Regions from separate parts of the Homo sapiens genome. Here region 2 is linked to region 1. The links are chromatin loops, found by intact Hi-C in ENCODE. Cell type or tissue: MCF 10A. All regions are shown on one strand. Each heading gives the region's core, and the rest is flanking DNA. Links, peaks and the distances in the headings are about the cores only.

What was found. Peaks named below come from ENCODE experiments on the same cell type or tissue, not always from the same donor. Only the 100,000 strongest peaks of a DNase experiment are listed, where the experiment ranks them.
Region 2: it touches region 1 in a loop (19-fold over the local background); 2 of 110 quality-filtered maps call a loop at or near these places.

The regions. Positions count from the first base shown.
Region 1 is chr1:17,920,701-17,926,073 of GRCh38, reverse strand. No RefSeq gene overlaps it. Among named protein-coding and RNA genes, the nearest start is that of LINC01654, 140 kb to the left of the region's middle. In MCF 10A, for the core only: a CTCF peak has its summit at 2,998 (motif pointing left); no DNase peak of the experiment used is centred there.
Region 2 is chr1:18,039,251-18,044,623 of GRCh38, reverse strand. LOC105376812 (a long non-coding RNA gene) reads right to left here and starts at 870. Exons shown (of 3, transcript XR_947008.3): 1 at 69-870. In MCF 10A, for the core only: no CTCF peak of the experiment used is centred there; no DNase peak of the experiment used is centred there.

The DNA.
Region 1 (5,373 bases), core at 57-5,056:
AATCCCAGCATTGCCGTGACCTTGCTGTGTGACCCAGGGTAGGTGCCTTCCCCTCTCTGAGTCTCTGTGTAACAGCGGAGTTGAGTGAAAATATGAAAATATTTTTTTAAGTCTTTCAGCTCAGGATAGTGGAGAGACCTCAGGTCTGAGCCAAGTGCCTTGTTTTGCCCCTCCATGCAGAAAAGGCCTGCCCCCCTCCCCCCTCTGTGGGGAGAAGACGGAGGGGACAGGGGCCTGCGCTATTTTTATCCCAGATTAGGAGCCTCTTGCCAGTCGCTAGGCCCGCTGACCCCACACTTGCTCCTCTGAAGGGCGCGCGAACTGCTTAATCAGACCGCTCTCGGCACAACTGATTAATAGAGGTTCCTGCTTTTAAAAAAAGAAAGAAAGAAAGGAAATGCTTCTGTAAATCAGCTGTTTATTTAACTTTCCCTGGCATTTAATGATTGCGAAGCTTGGGAGAGAAGGAGAGATGGAAAATTAATTTGAGTCTCGCCAGAAAAGCCAGTCAGGGAAATAATGAACTTCCCAAGTCTTATGGGGAACAGAGACAGAGGAGATGCCAGGAGGAGACAGAGCCCCTGAGCCTCCATGCTGTGGGCTGGAGCTGGGCTCTGCTGAGTGGCAGACAGGCAGCCCATCCTCCCTGAGCTGCTGTCAGATAGGGAGGGTGAGAGTCAGGCAGGGTTTTCAGCTTCTTTCAATATGCAAAGCCTCGTCAATTTCCCCCCAATCTTGTTAAAATGGAGGAAAGCAGAAGCACAGCAAGGAAGAGCCAAGAAATTGCAGATAATAACAATTGCTGGATGTTTTTGTGTTTGTGTGCTCAGATACCCAGCAGAACTCCTCCCCAAACACACACCTCCCCACAAGATGGTGGCATCGGGATGGAGAGGAAATGGGACTAAGAGATGTACAACTCCAGAGTTAAAAAGTTAGTAGCACCTCGAAGGTCATCTACCTTGAGTTCCTTCTTCTACAAACATGGAAACAAAGACCCAGAGGGAGGCAAGAGTTTGCCCAAGACTACATATTGGGCATGGAACAGAGCCAGAGCTCAAGCCCAAACTTCAGTTCCTGGTCTGGCTATCTCTCCACCAGAGGCTGTGTAGAAGATAATTCCATTGGCTGTAAATGACATAAGGGATGAGGGTGATTCCAGCAAAAATCCCATGGCTGATTCTCATTGGAACATCTTGGCTCACATGCCATTCTGGAACCAATCATGTAGCCAGGAGAATGGACTCTACTGATAGGCTAGACATGGTTCAGGTGACCCAGCCTTCCTGCCAAGGCCAGGGTCAGGTGACCTCAGCACCCCTGCTGAAACCACATGCCTCAGCCACATGGTAGGCTGACACTCCTGCCTGGGCCTTGCACTCTCCCACCTCTGAGTCTGTGTCTACATTGTCCTGTCTTCCTGGGTATTCTGAGATACTGCAAAGCCCAGTTGAAATACCACCTCCTACAGGAAGCCTTCTGTGACCACCTGGTCCCAAGTGTCGTCTCTCTTCTAATCTCCTGTTGGTCCTTCTAAGATGCCACCACCCACTTTGGCTGTGTGTTTTAGTTAGCTAGGCATGTGCCTTGTCCCACTCACAGACTCCTGGAGGGCAGGGACTTTGTCTTATTTATCTCCCTTGCCCAGGGCTCAGCACTGGCACACAGTAAGATGGATGTATGATGGAAGGTTGGATGGATGAATGGATGGATGGATGGATGGATGGATGGATGGATGGATGGATAGATGGATGGATGAATGAACAAATGAATGAATCAGAGCTCATATGGATGATTCAGAAATCAGACACAACAACCTCTACACAGGTATCCACAGTCCTCTTTGATAATAAAATGACAACTGGTCCTGCCGAGATGTTCTTCCTAGTATCTGACTTAAACACTTCCTGCTTTTTTTTTGGTGGGGCTCTATAGAGACAGTCCTCCCCACTCTCCCCATAAAAGTCTTCCTTTCCAGCTCTGCTCTGACTTCTTCCCTCGCAAGCCAAATCCCTCACTTCAGGACTCAGCACGCACAGGCTGTTGCAATGTCTTCTTCCAGGGGTAGCGGGATCCAGCCAGCAACAGCTTCACTGGGTGGGTGTGTTCTCAGGAGAGACCTGGAGGCTGGTGCCTGGAAAATGCCACCGCCTCTCCCTGGCTCCTCCTGGCAAGCCCATCTCTGCACCCCTCCCTTCCCTTTCAGCAGCCTGTCAGAGGCTGATGGCTGATGAATGGGAAGCTCTCGCCCTCTCTTCCCTACCCAACATCACCACCACATCCTCCACTCTGGCCCCTCCTGGCTCTGGGTAGTGGTGAAGCTATTCCTAATAAGTTGGCACTCAGCCTGGCTTTTGCCACTCAAGGGAAGGCAGCTCCTTGCATGCTGTGCCAGGATGCTGATAAAGGAAAAGAACCATCTCCCTGCACAGCGGGCATCAGGGAGGAGCTATCCTCCAAGCCTGGCACTCAGAGTGTCCTCATCTGGACCCCAGTGCTAAGCTGCCCCTCCATATCTCAGGCTCTCCTGAGATCAGAAGCACCCAATGCCTCTGTCTTCCTGAGTTCTTCCCCGGGAGCCAGGAAACGTGGGAGCCAGAGAGGTTCTTAAGGATCTTCCTGTACAAATGTCTCATTTATAAGATGGAAGGCCAAGGCTGGGGTGAAGAAGGAAATGTTCTCAAGGAGGCAGATTTGCTCCAAATGCAGACGAAAACTGTCAGGACCATCTGGAGATGGAGTCAGAAATTCTGTTGGTGCAGCCGCCCTGGGACCCCACTCTGAATATCATGAGCTCCCCAATGACATTGCCAGCTCCAAAATGGCATAAATGTGCTTGTTTCTCTCAGCGTCGTAATGCTGATGCTTGGCATTGTGCCTGGCATATAGTAGGTGCTCAATAAATGTTTTCTGAATGGATGGTTATAGAACAAACTTCATTTATTAAGCAATAGCCAATATGGATTTAATCCTAGGTAAATTCTTGGTCCCCTTTTCGAGCAGCTGCAGAACCCCTGGGATGGCCTCTGGCGCCCTCTAGAGATCTGGAGAACTTGTGTTAGAAACACTGGTCTTGCCCACATGGATCATTCATCCATCCATTCATTCAGTCCACAGATCTTTACTGAGCACCTCCTATGTGCCAGGTACTGTTCTCAGTGCTGGGGATACAGCAGCAAACAAAAATGTGTTGTAGAAATTATCAGGTATGGGCCAGGCGCGGTGGCTCATGCCTGTGATCCCAGAACTTTGGGAGGCTGAGGCGGGCAGATCACAAGGTCAGGAGATCGAGACCATCCTGGCTAACACGGTGAAACCCTGTCTCTACTAAAAATACAAAAAAAGTGGCCTGGCGTGGTTGTGGGCACCTGTAGTCCCAGCTACTCAGGAGGCTGAGGCAGGAGAATGGCGTGAACCCGGGAGGCGGAGCTTGCAGTGAGCTGAGATCGCGCCACTGCACTCCAGCCTGGGCGACAGAGCGAGACACCATATCAAAAAAAAAAAAAATTATCAGGTATGATGCTAGATTCTCACAATAAGCAAACAAACAAAGAAATATATAAGGTAAGGGAGACAAATGCTTTAAAGAATAGGGAGTGACGGGGGTGCTAGTTTAGTTAGGGTGGTCAGGGAAGTCTTCTTCACCGAGGTGACATGTAAAGAGATTTGAAGGAAGCAAGGGAATAAGCCATGCAGATACTGGGGGAGACCATTCCAGAGGGAGGGCTGCAAGGTCCTGGTATGTTCCAGGAAGTTAGAGAAGGTTCATGCAGCTAAGGTGGAATCAGCAAGCAGGGAAGTAGCAAGACACAAAGTCAAAGAGCTGGAGAGGGGCCAGATAGACCCTACAGAGGCTAGAGGAGCCCAGGAAGGACCCTAGATGTTATCCTGAGTATAGCACAATCATTCGAGCACCTACTTTGTGCCAGGCAATGTCCCTTACTGCTATTTTGTGGCTCTGTGACAGTTGCCCTCTGTCAAGATCTCTAGGGCTGAATGGACCAATGGGTTATGAGAGAGAAGAGTGTGTGTGGCCATAGCTCAGCCACAAGCTCACCATGTGGTTGTGCCCCCCATGTTTAACTTGACCTCATAAATGCAAGGAGAACAGAAAGGGGTGGGGTGTCACCAACATGCATCAAGCACCCATCATGTGCCAGGCACCTCCCACATCATCTTACCTGCCCCAGTAAGCATGGCTGCCCTCCATTTAGAGAGGGTCTGGATGGTGCAGGTACCCCTCATCGGGAAGAGTTTCACCGCTACTCGGAGCCAGGAGGGGACAGGGTGAGGGAAGTGGTGGTGATGTTGGGTGGGAGGAGGAAATGACACCTTCCTGTCCATCAGCCTCCAATGGGCTGCTGGAAAGACAGGGAGGGGTGCAGAGATGGGCTTGCCAAGAGGAGCCAGGGGAGAGGTGTTGGCATTTCCCAGGCATCAGCCTCCAGGCCTCTCCTGGGAAACATACCCACTCAGTGGGGCTGGATCCCTCCTCTTCCGGAAGAAGCCATTCCAGCAGCCTGTGTGTGCTAAGTCCCAGGGAAATGAGAGACTTGGCTCCAGGAAGGAGGAAGTCAGAGTGTATCCCAAAAGGTCACCCGGCTGCCAGGATTCAAGCCCACGTCTACCTGGAGCCAAAGCCGAGGATGCTCCATAAAGCAGCAGGCATCCTCCAGCAGCCTCCCCAGTTCCCTCCCAACTACTGAATGGAAGGAAGGTTCTGCTCTCCCAGTTGGCACTGAGCAGGCTACTCTCACCTGCAAGAGAATTACTTTAAACTCAGGAAATGCAAACCAGTTTTGGCATCCATCAAAATAAAAGTTCCCTTCCCCCAGAAATAAAGGACATAATCTCTTAGGCCGCCTTGAGGTGCTTGCATTTTGAAATAGGAACTTGGTGAAGGCATGGCTCTGGAATGGCAGACTCCAAGCACATTGGCAGTGGATGAGCGATGGAAATATTTCGGGCAGGGGCCCTTCCCAGCAGCCATCATTCACACCATACAGGCTGCCGCCTACTCCATTTGTACATAAGGCTGGGTTTGTGCATATGTGGGTTCCTGCAAACAGTTTTTAAAAAGCTCTCATCTCAGGGAAAGTCTATTCATAGACTCTTAGAGCTGGAGGATCCTTAGAGAGCATCCTAGTCCAATCCTTCTGTTTCCCAATGGGGAAACCGAGGAAGCTCCTCATCGAAGGTCACACAACTGCGTTCAGGAGCAGAGCCAGGATCAGAACCGTTTGGCTGACTCTTGGCCAAGATCTCTCCCCACAACATCACATTGTTTAATTCACCCCCAGAGTCAGACAGACTGGGTGTGATGTTCCGCTCTGCTACTCCTTAGCTGCGTGGCCTTTGCTAAATACTTGAACC
Region 2 (5,373 bases), core at 103-5,102, 120 kb before region 1:
TGTATTGGGCTATAGATCTCATTCTGTTGCTTAATTTTTTCACTTAACACCATGTTTTTAAGATCTACCTGAGTTGCTGTGCATTATCTCATTCGATGTTTCTGACTGCTGCAGAGTTTCTCTAGAGATGTCCGCTGTTCCAGGGGTGGACACTAGATTGCCTCCGATGCCCCACCATGTGGGTGACCCACTGGGACCACGTGAGTGTTTCCCCGGAGTCTCCCCAGGAGTGGGATGGTGGGGTCAGAAGGCGTGCAGTACTTCATTTCCCTGAATACTGACAGGTTTCTTCGAGGACACTGGTACTCAGCACATGGCATTATCCAAATTTCTCATTTTTTTTCCAACCTGATTGGTATGACATTGTTGTTTCCATTTGGGAAAGGAAGATGGAATTTTAAAAAGCATTTTCTAGGACCTAAGAATGAGAAGTCATCTTAAGAGTGAGCTAGTCCTGGGGACCTAAGGCTCCGCCTACTTACAGATGAAGCAGCTGAAGGCCAGAGAGCTCTAGGTGCACAAACTTAGGAAGCCATTCATTCTTCAAATGGTAAATAATTACCCGGAGTCTTCTCTGAGTCAGGGCCCCTGCATTCAGGACAGGGTGGTAAACAATAGAGACATGTTGCCATCCCTTGAGGAGCATATGCATGAGTGGGGAGAGAGCAAACCATTGCAGAAACAACTCATTAAATGCCACTGTGATTAGTGCTACAGAGATGCACAAGATGCTGCATTGGAGTGGGGAGGATGGGGTGCGGTGGGGGATGTCAGAGAGAGTTTCCCCAAGGAAGGGACATTTAGGCTGTGACGTAAGGGATGACAAGAATTCCCCGGGTGATGGGGGAGCGAGTTGTCAGGCTTCTCAGAGCCTTGGTCTCCTATGTATTGATGAGATAACATACATGGGCCATGTAGCTAATGTGAGATAAACATAGTGGCTGGGCACTGTGTTAGGAGCTGAGAGATGAAGCTGATGAGATCAGGAGCCCAGCCCTCGACAAGTGATGAGCTCACAAACAGGGGTTCCATTGCTGGAAGCCATGTACAAAGGTGAGGACACTAGGGAGCTGAGAAGCTGCAGGGATGGGTGGTACAGATGGGTGGGGTGGAATTGGGGAGAGGGGTGATGGGGATGGATGGGACAGTGCAGGTTAAGTGGAAGTGAAGTGGGGTCAGATGTCTCTTTCTGAGGGACCCAAGGCAGTCAGAGAATTCAGACTAGATGCGGGGACCAAGCTTTGAAAGCAACACAGTAAGCATTGAAAGTAGGGAAGGCTCCTCTGCGAGACCCCTTGGCACAAGTCTGGGGATGGGTAAGAGGTGCCAGGTTTGGTGACTGCAGAATTGAGAGTGAAGAGGACTTCTGCGTCGGAGCTTCCTGTGCTTATGTAGGTCCTCCTTCCCCTATTTCACTGGGGACTTCCCTGTGAAACAAGAGCTGGAGCTTTCTCCTCAGCCTGGGAGCTCTCAGTACCTAGGAGGTCATGGGCTCTGTCCTCCACCACCTCATCAGGCCATCAGGTCCTAATGTCTGGGTTCTCCCTGCAGCCCTGTGCTCATCAACCTGGGAGTTCCCTTAAGGTGGCACCTTCCTTCCCTGGGTTTACAAAGAGCTGGGCGTCTGCTGCTGTGCCAGGAGGGCATCACTGCCCCAGTGATTCTGCTGAGTATCTGGTGGGCGGTGTCCTTATCCAGGCAGCTTTGTAGCAGCTTTGAAGGGGCTGACAGAGGTTACTGTTCTGTACCCTCCTCTTTACCCTGCCTGCCACAATTTATAAACGTGCCTCTTTTCTAGAACTACACTGACCCCAGAACCTCAACAATTCCCCATCTTAATCTTTTTCCTGGGCACGAAGATGCCCTCTGAGGCCTTGGGGCACATGAAACATCCTTTTCCCCTCCCTGTTTTGAGAGGGAATCCCTGATGGGCCAGGCGCGGTGGCTCACGCCTGTAATCCCAGCACTTTGGGAGGCCGAGGCAGATGGATCACTAGGTCAGGAGATCAAGACCATCCTGGGTAACATGGTGAACGCAGTTTCTACTAAAAATATAAAAAAAAAATTAGCAGGGCTTGGTGGCGGGCGCCTGTAGTCCCAGCTACTCAGGAGGCTGAGGCAGGAGAATGGCGTGAACCCGGGAGGCAAAGGTTGCAGTGAGCCGAGATCACGCCATTGCACTCCAGCCTGGGCGACAGAGCGAGACTCTGTCTAAAAAAAAAAAAAAAAAAAAAAAAAGAGGGAACCCCTGATGGCCCAGCCTCTGAGAGCAGACCTCATTTTGGAGAGCCCAGGAGCAGCAGCCCTGACGGGCTTCATCCCCCCTTCCCCAACCTGATCCGATTTTCTCCTTCAGGCTTAGATGAACAGGGTGGGACGCCCTGCCTCTGGGACCCATTGGCGTCTCTGTCCCTTCCCACCCCCGCGGGGGCCCCTGCCTCCGCCTGCACAGGGTACTGTCTTCCCAGCTCTGGTCTGCGCTCTATCTGCATACTTATCAGTCCAGGAGCCTGAGGCCAGTAGACTTCAAAGACTATATAAAATGTGTTTGTGATTGTGTGTGTGTGTTTTTAATATCAGCAAACTGTATTTTCAGGGAGAGAAGGCCAGAGCCACAGAAAGAAAAAACAAAAAAAACACCCAGGAAAAAGATTGTGGTTGTGAGGGAGGGGGGACTTACTGCTGAGAGTGGGAGCCAGGTGGCTGGTTTTGAAGCAAGCCTGGGTACATTCAGTGCACCAGGAGGTGGCGGTGTCCAGGCCCCTCTCTATTCCCAGATGAAAGGCAGGGAAGGATGGAAATTCCAAGCTTGCAGCAGGGACTGCCCTTGGAGCCAAAATTCACCTCCAATTTCTTAAGGGCTCTGGGTTAAGATCACAGGCCGTGAAATCCAACAGCCAAGAGCCCTGGTGACTAGCTGTTTAAAACGTGACTGGTAACGGAGCCCAACCTCAGGGTTGTTGGGGGAATTTACTGGGATGACAGCTGGGAAGAGTTTGGTGAGTGATAGGCTATTTTTGGAGAATGCAAGCTGAATGAGGGTTTCCTCGTGTCACCTTGATTCCCCAAGACAGGGAGGGACGGCCTAATCAGAGGCATCAGTCCCTGACTTATCTCCAAGATGGGCTCTTAGTGAGGGGTTTTAGACACCAGGCTTGGGGTCTTTGGCTCAGCTCAGTGGCAGAAGACCATTCAACTCAATACCAACTTGGCTAGAACCAACCCTAGGAGGCTAGATGCCCCACTGCAGGCTGTACACTAGGAAAAGGAAGTGAAACTTTACGAGGACAGACTGTACAGGGGGAGGCTTACCACGACGAGGACAGACTGTACAGGGGGAGGCTTACCACGCACCATCTCACTGCACCCTCACCATTATCCTGAGGGGCAGGCAGACCTTGTGGTTCCTGTTTTTCTAGATGAGGTGACCCAGGCTCAAGAGACGGTTCCCAGGATACAATGGGAGCTCCAAGCACCCGCCCCTCCAACTTTCCTACCAGCTCCCTTCTCTGCCTTCTCCAAGTCCTGCCCCTCCTTCAAGTGTATTCCAGTGTGGAGTTGTTCAAACCTCCAAAGGCAGCAGGGGAGATGTTCAGGCTGAGGAATGTGGGAATGCTGAAAGAGCACGACAAAAACCAAGCAGGGCTCCACCATCACCCGATGCTGGGGCCTGCAGTGGCTGTGAGTGACGGTTGACGACCCACTGCAAAGGCTTTATCTCTGATAAGGCTCTTTCTGAGCTCCTCCATGACCAGGGAAAAGGGAATTACCTTTTTGGTGTCCTGAAGAGGTAAAGAAAAATCTGCTTGGCCTCTCTCTTTTAGGTGTGAGGTTTGATTCTGTGCAAAAGACAGCAGGAGCTCCATGGCCAGCTGATACTTACCTTTTTGTGGGGGATGAAGGTAATGTGATTTAGAAGCCAAACATGGACCAAAGCTACCTGCCCCTACCCACAGCTGCTTACAGGTATTTGCAGGACCAGGCCAGGCATGAGTGGAGGGGGCACTGCATCGATCAGTGGCCAGGCTTCCACGTGGACTGGAGCTGGAGAGAGGGGACCTGTGGCTCAGAGGCCAGAGGCCTGGTTAAAGGAATATTATTAATCCCATAGACAATGAACAACCATCAAAGGATCAAAGGTCTTTGAGCACTTATGTGGCATTTTTAAAAAGTAGAATGTAGGAACTTTTACTAGAACGACTGGATAAGGTTGCCAGATTGGGCAAATAAATGTACAGGATGAATAATTTTTTAGTACATGTTATGTAGCATGTGATATTTGTGCATGCAATACTTGGAACATGCTTATAAAATTATTTACCATTTAATCTGAAATTCAAACCTAATTGGGCATCCTGTTTGTGTGTTTATCTGACAATTCTAACTAGAAAGGAAAAAGAAGACAGAGAAAGGGGAATTAGAGAGTTAATGTTTTTTGGCTGGGAGAGGTGGCTCACGCCTATAATCCCAGCACTTTGGGAGGCCAAGGCAGATGGAATCTCTTGAGGCCAGGAGTTCGAGACCAGCCTAGCCAACATGGTGAAAACCCATCTCTACTAAAAATACAAAAATTAGCTGGGCATGGTGGTGTACACCTATAATCCCAGCTACTTGGGTGGCTGAAGCATGAGAATCGCTTGAACCCGGGAGCCAGAGATTGCAATGAGCCAAGACCATGCCACCGCTCTCCAGCCTGGGAGCAAGACTGTCTCAAAAAAAGACAAAGCAAGACTCTGTCTCAAAAAAAAAAAAGTATATAGTTTTGTTTTGTGTTTTTTTTTTTTTTTGGTATTTTATTCAGTATTTTATTAATTTTATTTTATTTTCTGGAATTTGCATTAAACATGATATTGCCTCTTGAATTATTGTTATAACTATATCTATCCATCCTGTCCCTCCATCTTTCCTACCAGCCCCCTTCTCTGCTTTCTCCAAGTCCTGCCCCTCCTTCAAGTGTATTCCAGCCTGGGCTTGTCCAAACCTCCCAAGGCAGCAGGGGCGGCATTCAGGCTGAGGAACACACATATGCTCTCTGTCTCCCTATTTCTCTCTCTTTCTGTCTCTCTTAGTCTCTCTCTCTCTCACACGCACACACAAAAATCATGGATTCTTATGTCTGGTCATTCAACAAATATGTGTCAAGTATCTATTATGTACCAAGCACTTTGCTAAGAACTAGAAATAGTCTAGAAATGAATTCAAGAGAATATCTGGAAATAGGCTTGTCTTTGTATTTCTGTAGTGCAGCTCCATCTCTCTCTCTATTTACCTTTGCAAAATATGCACATATTTATGCATTTATTATATGTGCATGTATACTTATGTATGCATACAAATATGTACATTATGCATCATGGAGCTCGCTAGGGGTGG